3 separate regions of the Homo sapiens genome follow, and all the other regions are linked to region 2. The links are chromatin contacts, found by Hi-C or POLR2A ChIA-PET in ENCODE. All regions are on one chromosome and are shown on one strand. The core of a region is the stretch at or near the end of the contact, and the rest is flanking DNA. Distances in the headings are between cores, read along the strand shown.

Evidence for each region. Hi-C counts contacts between places; a loop is a spot of excess contacts on that map. ChIA-PET counts read pairs that join two places held with the same protein, here RNA polymerase II (POLR2A). Pooled maps may share reads with other maps.
Region 1: a loop to region 2 is called in a map of heart left ventricle, with 1.9 times the contacts of the local background. The contact joins two enhancer-like sites. A Hi-C loop is called at or near these places in 3 of 168 maps with a recorded cell type or tissue (endometrial microvascular endothelial cells, endothelial cell of umbilical vein and heart left ventricle) and 4 of 50 pooled maps. POLR2A ChIA-PET finds 5 or more read pairs at or near these places in 2 of 52 experiments (activated T-cell and activated naive CD8-positive, alpha-beta T cell).
Region 3: a map of endometrial microvascular endothelial cells shows a loop between it and region 2 (5-fold over the local background). The contact joins two enhancer-like sites. A Hi-C loop is called at or near these places in 2 of 168 maps with a recorded cell type or tissue (endometrial microvascular endothelial cells and endothelial cell of umbilical vein) and 1 of 50 pooled maps. POLR2A ChIA-PET finds 5 or more read pairs at or near these places in 1 of 52 experiments (endothelial cell of umbilical vein).

What each region holds. Positions count from the first base shown.
Region 1 is chr13:40,563,173-40,566,308 of GRCh38, forward strand. All of the region lies in intron 1 of FOXO1 (forkhead box O1), which reads right to left. Among named protein-coding and RNA genes, the nearest start is that of LINC00598, 84 kb to the left of the region's middle. RefSeq lists enhancers at 156-909, 1,792-1,881. Within about 2 kb of position 1,584, at least 12 of the 41 ENCODE cell types and tissues checked have a DNase peak (open chromatin) inside an H3K27ac peak, as active enhancers do; they include endothelial cell of umbilical vein and heart left ventricle, where a contact is called at or near this core.
Region 2 is chr13:40,189,089-40,192,464 of GRCh38, forward strand. All of the region lies in intron 1 of LOC124903162, which reads right to left. Among named protein-coding and RNA genes, the nearest start is that of LINC00332, 9.0 kb to the left of the region's middle. Within about 2 kb of position 1,868, at least 22 of the 41 ENCODE cell types and tissues checked have a DNase peak (open chromatin) inside an H3K27ac peak, as active enhancers do; they include endothelial cell of umbilical vein and heart left ventricle, where a contact is called at or near this core.
Region 3 is chr13:39,891,739-39,894,863 of GRCh38, forward strand. No RefSeq gene overlaps it. Among named protein-coding and RNA genes, the nearest start is that of MIR4305, 230 kb to the left of the region's middle. RefSeq lists an enhancer at 1,134-1,428. Within about 2 kb of position 1,258, at least 6 of the 41 ENCODE cell types and tissues checked have a DNase peak (open chromatin) inside an H3K27ac peak, as active enhancers do; they include endothelial cell of umbilical vein, where a contact is called at or near this core.

The sequences.
Region 1 (3,136 bases), core at 334-2,833, 370 kb after region 2:
CCCACATCCTCATGCCATTGACATGGGACGCCCGGGCCCGAGTGCCAACCACTGCGCCTGAGCAGAGCCTCTGCACAGCAGGATGAGGCCTGGCTCCAACACAAACTGGGAGAGAAGTCTTCTCTCATTAAAAGGTGGTAGAAGAGAGAAAATGGAGGGGTCTCACTTTCTAAAGGGAGATGCAAAAGTCAGGGTAAGGCCCAGCAGTCAGGGCTGAGAAATCCACATTTCAAAACGCCCTCTGACTCTCTGTACTGCATTCCGCCTAAAGATTTCAACACAGCAGCTACGTGACAAGCCCTCCTGCCAGAGCATACAGTGAAGTGTGAGAGCGGGGAAGACACCACCGGAGCCCCAGATTCCCGGCTGGAACGGAGCAGGTGTGTGGTGATGGCAGTGACTGTCTCCTGTTCCCAAGAATCCCCACCTTCCTCCACACCCAAGATCTACCCTCACCTCGAGACACGCTGTGAGGAGGGCCAGGGGCTTAGAGTAGGTACAAGAATCCCTAAAAGAGGCCAGGGAGTACATTTCCCTCCCATCCTATTGCATTCCCCTAAGATCCCCAAATTCCTATGGGAAGGCGCCACACACACACATGTATGCTCACAGAGCCACAGCCTTGTCTGCTGTACCCACCAACCCCAGCCGAACCGAGTTCTTAATTCCTCCTTAAGATCAGCAGGCCCGCACTTGGGGTAGCACTGGAATGCAGCCCTGCAGTCTGACCCTGACATTTTCTATACACTGGAAGTCCAGGCATTTGCACAATATTCCATCATGACAGTTTTGTTCTTTGAACACAATAGACACACAGATAAGCTCCGATGAAATCTCTGGAGGAGAGGAAGCTTGACTCCTGTCCCTGTCACATTTAGTTAATGATAAAGGGGGAAGAAAGATCTTCCCAGATAGAAGCTTCCTGGTTGTTGCATTGACTTGGGGAGAGGGGGTGAAGCTCTCTAACATTCATGATAAGCCTGTCAGATCACTGGCAAGCCCAGCTGGGGGTCATTTTTAAAAAGACTGCAGGAGACATAATAAGGAAATCTTTAAAACATTCAAGAAGCGTTCACTAACTCAGGTGGGACATATACTAATTTAGACTTTAAAAAAAAAAAAGCCACAGCAGTCTCCTACTTATCAAAACATCATATTACATATTTTTCTAAGAGGACATTTCAGGTCGCTCTTTGAGTAACAGAGCTGTTTCCTAACTTTGCCAACAATTAAAATTTTTTCCGAACAGGAAAAGGTTTGCTGTGCAGGACTTGTTACATAAATTCCTGTTTTTCACACAGCCAGCGGGACATTAAAGAAGCTACGGTTTCTAGGGGGTGGGGTTTGAAAAGGTAAATTTTGTAAAAATGTGTTGCTATTAACGACGTTGTGTCTGCACTCCCCTACTGGCCACAGGAGAGGCTGGATGGAAGAGCAGTTCACCAGAAGGACTTCGCAGCAGAGCCGCGTGAGACTGCTGGGCTCTGAAATATTATGCCCTTGAACTCTCAACAAATATTACCTGAGGACAGAGGCAGGATGTCAGGACAGAGGTTCATGCCCTGTCAATCACTTGCCCAAATCCAGCGTTTCTACATGACGGCACTAGAGAAACACAAGCCAGCCAATCTCCTCTCCACTAGCTTGTTTCTCTGCAGCCCCACTCACAAGCCTCTGCACACACCCCATCTGCCATCTGCATGCCTGGCCACCCCAAGCAGTGCAGCATGTGCTTCCTGGGAAGCCTGACCCAATGAGCTCCACAGATGGGGGAGTCGGGGAACCCCGACATGGTGTAGTCGGGGAACCCCGACATGGTGTACTTGCTTGTTCAACCTGCTCTGCTGGCTGTTCTATGTTCAGATTCTGAGTTCCTTAAAGAGCAAATGGGCTAAAGCTTGTCTTTAATTTCTAATATCATAGCCTCAATAACTGTTTGTTGCTTGACCCCCAAAAAAATTACAAGGAAGATATGGTGTCTTACACAATACACATCTTTTAACCATCCATTTGAGTACCAATTCATGTCAACTAACATTTACTGGAAACTATTTTGTGGAAGGAGTAGCGAAAGACATGAAGGAATGAGACACAGAACATGCCCTCCAGAAGCTTTTGATCTACCTGGGGAGAAAATAAGTACACGTAAAGAGCCACTTAATAGGATGACACAACCCATAGACTGTCCAGGAACACGGACCTTTTCTCTCCAAAGGCTGCCACCCTGCCCTCCATGCCCCAGCTTCTGTCTCAGCCCAACTGGCCCCTCCAGAAGCATTTCTTGATGACCTCATCCCATCCTGCAGCTCTAACATGGGACCTTACTTACTCACCCCTCTTTATGATTCCACTATGTCTGATCCCTGGGGCGGTGGGGGGGCATGCCTGACTTCCCACTACACTGTGAGCTGCTCAAGTGAGCACAGGGACCTTTGTCTGTCTTCTTGTACACTGTATCCTCACAGCACCAACACCATAGGGGCACTCAAGTATCTGTTGAACAGATTAGTATTTCCTACATTTACAAAGTTGGTGCAAAGATTAAATGAGATAGTATGCGTGGAAAGGCTTACCTTAATCTCTATTAGCTAATGTTACTGTTATCACTACTGGCATAATAGCATCCATAAAATAACATATGTCTGTGTTTTACAGACCTATGTATGTCATAAACATTAGTCTTATTTCTTTATAACCACACACTGCACTGCTCTCACTTAACATGAGGCTTTTTTATATGTTAATTACTGGAAAGATTGACTGGTTTGGGAAAAACAGTTCATTTTTCTCTTGACACTAGATATTGCCTCAGAACTGATTCAAATACTAAGGTGAGGCTGTCAGTGCCCTGGTCAGCCAATGTCACTAGAATATTTAAGTCTTCTCAAGGTGCTGCAGCCAAGCCACATGTGCAGGCATCACACATTGCTGGGGCCAGGGGCCTCCGAGCTCTGGACACAGCCAGCATGTGCAGAGCAGCAGCAGGGGTTGGCAGAGCAGGGACCTCAACAGGCCAGTTGGGAAGCTCCATGAAGGATGGTTCTGATGTTCTGTCTCTGTGGCTGGAAGAAGTGAGGTGCTGAGGCTGGTCCCCAGAGACCCCTGAGGACACATGCCCTCCCCAGGATGCTCCCAG
Region 2 (3,376 bases), core at 618-3,117:
TATAATAAGAATACATATGTGACCTACATATGTCTGTTTAATTAGGACAAGTGTCCATCCCTAGTGAAGATTGATTAGTCACTGTGACCTTGTTTTTGAAAGGATAATGAGAGCAGATGAGACTTTTGCTTTAACAAACTTACTTGGCCAAAATTTTAAAAGCTGGCAATTCTACCTTGCTACCAATCCTGATTGATTTGTTGTTGTTGTTGTTGTTTTTCCAACTTTACTTGTCTCTGATATTGAAATGTCTAGGAACTGTAACCTATGACATGGAAGTGCTATATAATTTGTTTTCAAATTTCAAGCCTCTTTAACTAATGTGGATTTTTATTAAGCAGTTGTTTGACATTCAATGTCAGATGGGTTACAAGGAAAGCTGATGTTTAGAAGGATGTACTGTGTGTTGGGCATCATCCCAGACTCTGTCTTTTAATTCGGGTCGTAAAACTTACGCATCTTTATACAGTAGATACGACTTAACCCAATATTTTTTCAAAAGAGAAACAAGTTTTATACCTTGCACAAAACCACAGGTGGTGAAGGCAGAATACAAACTGAGGGCCTGTCTGACTCAGAAGCCCACGATGTTTCCTATCCTATCTCCTCAGTTACCAAAAAGAGGTTCACAGCACTGGACCAGAGAGAGACCTTGGATGTTAACTCCACCAGCCTCTAATTTTGCAGAGAAGAATGCGCTACAGCAGAGGTTAGGTTACTTGCCTAAGGCTTACTCAGTAAATTTGGTGATGTAGCTAAATTCATCACCAAATTTGGCTGCCACTCAGTCTCTAAATCGCTTGCCTGGTGTCCTCTCCACCCTCACCCCCACCCCTACCCCAGCCGTGCCCCAGGCACTATCCATAGATGAAAAGAGACAGCCATCCTCAGCACCCTCCAGACCAGAGCAAGCTGAGAACAGTTGATGCCTCCCCAGAGCTCCTGACACAACTCCAGTGCTGTGGAGGAGGCCCATCCCACAGAGCTGCTGCAAGAAGAAGATGCTGGGAGCTGAGCTGCTCCCTGGCAATCGCCTCCAGGCCAGCTCAAGCCATGCTAAGGGATGGGGGTCATAGGGACAAAAGGGCATTGTGTGTGAGAGAGGGAGTGGGGAGGGAGTGTGGGGAGGAATGCACTGGCAATTTCTTCCTCTCCCAAAGCTTTCCTCGCCCAGCTGTCTCGTGGCAAAGGAAGGACCCTCCCTGGAGGGGCTGGCAGCCCACCATGGATGCCTGGAGACTGGAGCTGATTGATTGTGTTATTAGATTTCCTCCAAAGGACAGAGGGCTTCATTTAGCTGGCATTGTGTCACTTGCTACAATGGCCCCTGAGTATATAGACGCTGCCTTATGCCGTTCCCTTTAATTCCCTTCAAATAGGGACATTTAAAAAGAGTCCAATAACATTTTTCTGAAAGGAACCTCCACCTCCTTTTTTTAAAGAACAGAATCATTTGTTTCCAAAAGGGGGCCCTCCAAAAGAAGCTGGAGGAGCAGAAACCATTTTAATAGCATCTTCTCTTTGCTGAATTGTGTCTTCATTTTACACTGCGGCTTTATTCTCTGCCCCTTTGACACAGCCAGCTGCCTTTCACGTTCCAGCTCAGAAACAGGCTGGCTTCAGGCTGTAACAGGCACCAGCTTCCAAAGCCCTTTCTCCAGATGACTCACGTTAGCTTGTGTGAGCCTGTGAGCCCCACACCACAGCTCCCAGACCTTTGTTCCTTTGCAAAGTGCATTTAAGCTCCAAGTACTAAAACAGTGTCTACCTAAGTCTCCTGCCTTACATTGGAGTGAAATAATTAATTACACAGTGGAGTGTCTGGTTCCTATCTTGTTCAGGTTCATCCTGTTATCAACTCAGCAGCTGGAGGAAGTGACATCACGTGCCCAAGCTCGGCTTTGAAGCTGGAGGTGCATACCGAGACACTGTATGTGGTACTGCACTCTGGCCAGGAAACATCACCCTTGGACCATCTGTTAAACTATTTAAAAAAAAAAAAAAAGTTGGGACATCAGTTTCTTAACTAGAGTTTCAAATCCTATTGTTCAAATGGTGAGAAAAGCCTTTTGTGAATTCTGCTCTTAGCCTGGAAGGTTATAAAAGGAGTGGAGATAAGTTCCTGCAAGTGTCTTGAAAATTAAATCCTTTTATAGAAAGCATAAATATATGTGGGGCTAGGTGGGGGGAATGCTCCACTGAGCAGGCTCCCATGTAACTAGTGAAGCAGATCCATTTAATGCTAGTCACCAGGATTTCTTTGCCCGAGTATTCCAAGCCCTGGTCTGGGGCTGCTTTTCTACTCCTATGAAAAAGTGCTTTATCAACTGCTTATCTCAAGTTTTTCTTAGTGAGTAACAGCTCTGGGAACTCTCTGTGTGGATCTGAACAGCATGCAAAATCATTTTACTTTTAAGACAAAAGACATTAGCTTCCTGTAGCTTTCTTAGCCATCTCTACCTCTCTTCCTTTCCCACCCACTTTTCCCTCCCCTCCCCTTCTTCCAACCCCCATGGCACTAAATAAAATGCTTAGAAAATGAAGGCCACAGCTGCCCTTTCTTCCCATTAAAACAATCAAGAATGATGGTGGGTTTAATATATTTGATTAGAGAAACTCCAATTTGGTGCACTTGAATCAGCTGCCTTTGTCTTCAGCTCCCGATGGCCCGATTTCAGTGGAATGTCCTCTGCTGTCCACTGCCAGCTCAGGCTGGGAGAAAATTCAGACGCTGAAAGCATTGGCTTGGCATGCTCAGAAACACGGTATTTATGCTGTAGAAGATGCCAGGCCCACTTCTTCCTAATCAGAGGGAGCGCCACTTCATTAAATCGTGGTCACTTACTGGTGACCCTCATAGTTGTAGCCCTGGGGGGCCTGTGGTACTCTTTAGCAATGTTAATTTTTCATGGATTTTATTGCTTTCCTTCATTGATATTGGCTGTTGAAATTCCAGCCTGAATCCTGTTCAAACAACCCAGGAGATTCTGGTACCCAACTTGCACAGAGGAAGTTCAGAGAATAATAATCACATTTACATATGGAGTCTCTTTCATTCAAAGAACAAATAGAAAACTAATGGAAAATAAGAAAATGTGTCATCATTTCCCCACAAGGTGTTATTAAACAGGTTTGAAATATTGCCTGGGCAGCCCCAAACTTGTAGGGTACTTGAGAAGGAATTGATCTCCTTGGGGGCTGGAGGCTTGGCAAACACAGCTTATTTGCACTTAAAGTTTATAGAGATTTTTAGGAAGGGCTCTCTTGAAATATTCTAAATAAATGTATGCTCCAAGAATAAGTACAAGAATGAATTCAGGATAAGAGTTTAAATTCCTATCAAAGACATATTGAAATGCTACAGAGTTTGTAGGGG
Region 3 (3,125 bases), core at 8-2,507, 300 kb before region 2:
GGGGTAAAATTATCGGTTTATCACAGTGTGCAAAGGTGCCCAATGAATACTGAGTTTAAGGAAACAGACATGTATCTTTAGGACAGTGACAGAACAAATTGAACATTTGCAAGTACTCAACATTTTGTGAAACATTTTCATACGTATTTTGTCATTTGATTTTACCCCAAGATTTGAAGTGCAGGAATTCATCCCATTGTGCAGTTGAGGAAACTGAGGCTCAGAAAGGCTAGTTCTTAATTACAGAGCTGTAAGTAGTGGGGCTGAGACTTGAGTCTTACTATTAGAAATTCTGTGCTCTTGTCACTAGGCTATGCTACCCTGTCTGCAGCTAGAGCAGTACACCCTCCAGCAGACATTTACTATGTGCATTCTAAGTGTCAGATATTGTACATGGCTCTGAAATCTGTGTTCCTGCTGCTCCTATGTGCTTAGTAAAATGGTGCTAATAAACTGCAAAACACTTTACTTTTTGGCCATTTAAAAAATTTCATTAGAGAAATACATACAAATGCCTGTTTTGTTTTGCTATTTTTGCCTTCATTTTCGTGTGCATGTAGAGACCCATTTTAGCTTTTATCATAAATGTGGTACCAATATACCTCACAAAGATAATCATAACACCTCCTGGGAGGTACTTGGGAGTTTACCTAATCCAAATTTTTCATCTTTAGAGATAAGAAAATTAACACCAAAAGCTTCAAGAAAATTGTCTAAAGGCACACAGCTAGTTAGACGCTGAGCCAGGACTGGAAATCAAATGTCTGATTACAGGTTTAGTTTATTCCTCCTGGAAAAGAAATAGTTTTTAGCAAAGTGTAGTTGGTTTTATATTAATACTTTTTTTTCCTTGACATCTTTTAAAAAGGGATAGGCTAAAAAGGGATGCTTTTATGTTGAATATACGTGTGTGTGTGTGTTTGTCTGTGTGTCTGTGCGTATGTGTGTGTATTCCTGATGTAAACATACAAGAAGATTAACAATTAAGCATATTCATCCAGAAGAAGAGGGAAGAACTCAGATCAGCTCTGTTCTGTGTTATATTTGTCTCTCCTAATCAAAACCATATGAGAAGCTAGAAAAGAACCCAGAGCCCAGTATGACTGCCAAAGATGAAGAAGAGACAACAGAGAAAGAAAAATGAGGGAAGAGTGAAGCAGAGACCCCATATTATTTCCAACATTTTAGCACACGCTCGCACTTCCATTCTTTATCAGATAAGAATGTTTTGCACACATTGGGCCAATTTACGCTGCACAGGAAAGCCTGTAGCTGTGCTCTCGGCCCACCACTTCCTGTGGGAGTCAGCAAAACAGGCTCAGCCCTTCCATTCCTTTGACCAAAATGCTTCCAAGTCCTAGCTAGGAAGGGCCCCATTGCTTATCTGGCCATTTGATGGAAGGAGTCCACAGTCAACTCTTGGCAGTCATTAGGAAAATAGTGTCCATTTCTCAGGTATCTTTTCCCACTCTGTGTGTGTGTGCGTGTGTGTGTGTGTGTGAATAAGAAAGCTTAACCTTTTTTGGGCTCACTGCACTCCAGTGCCTCACTATTCATGCAAGTTAATTCTTTACAGTTGTAATGATCTCTTCCCTTGTCCCACGACAATGTAGGTCTTCAGGTGCAGGGAAAGGTCTTCTACCCACCGGAACCAACTTTCACCCCACCTCTTCACTGCTACCAGAGTCCCTCTTCAGAGGGGCTCTACTTCGCATTCTGGGATGCAGAGACTCACAGTGTTTCTTTCCAATACATCATCCTAGGAGAGGAAAAAATCATTGGGAGGCTGCCCATTGAGATCCACTCTTTGGAGTCTCATTCCGAAACCAGCTTCTCCTGAGGCCAAGTGGCAAAGACAGATAAATAATATGGTGTCATTTAATTTACTCTAAAATAGTATTTAAAAAGGTTTAGTTTATGATCATCTCCAGATGTTTTCGCAGGAGTCCTTACTTCTCCTGCATCCCTCTCACACTGGTCATCCCTATTCTACTGGTTCTATATCTCATAGTTTGTTTCCTAGGTGCCACCGTCACCAAACAACTGCTAAGGATTTCTGTCACCCGTCTTCCTCTTGGTGTCTCTGCGGGTCTGAGATGGGAATGGGGAGAAGGAGCAGCTGGCTCCCCTGATTTAAAATCCCTGTCCCTGGAGCTGCCATTCTGCTGGGGCTTTTCTTGAAGGATTTTCTCTGAGGGCTCTTGTCCCTCACCCCAACCCAAATAGACTCTTGTGAAAAACAGAGCTCTAGTTGGAAGGCTCTTTTGGCAGACTGAGTGCCCTCAGAGTCTTTTGGTCTCCTTGCAATAAGGGAGCTCTCCCCAGAGCTGATTCTAGGCCAATTCTAAGAGTACAGGAAGAAAAATGGAAATTTTTCATTCAGGGATTGAGCCCCAGGAGGTGAAAGAGTGCTCCTGTCATCTGCATAGTTAGTATAGGAGAAGAAAAGCACCATTTTCTCACCAAAGCTAGGTTTGTGGCTGAGGCCTCTATAACAAAAGGCTGATAACGAGAGAAAAGCATACAAATGTATTTAGTATAAGTTTTATGTGGCACGAAAGCCTTCATAAGGAAATAGAGACACAAAGAAATAGTAAACTTGTGTATTTTTATGCTAAGTTTGATGAAGAGTAGACAGTTGTGGAAGAATATGCTTGGATCTAATAACTGGGGGGAACTTAGCAAGACTCGTTTGTTTAGATTCTTCTCTGTGACCCTGTATCTTCAGAGATAAGGCTATGCCTTTTCTCTGGGTATAGGGAGGGCACCTCATGAATGAGGGTCTCATGCCCTGCATCCGGGGAAGGTCAGAAAATGCTTTTTAGGTTTTATGACCTGCTGCAGGTGAGAAAGGTGGGGGGAAGATCAGAGTGACCTTCCTGCTTCTGCAGTTTTCTAAAATTCTTTCAGCTTAAAATATTCTGGGGTAGTGTGTCCTGAACCCCATCAACAGTGGGAAACACAGGACCAAAAAGACTCAGATCTGAAATTCAACCCACTGTTCTTTCCAGCATCCCAGTTCTGGCAGCACCGAGCGGCAGGGAACACAAATGGGAGAGCTGGGCTGGGCGAGCTTCCTGTTCGGAGGACTTGGTCCTTTGGTTTTTGATTATATTTCTTACTGA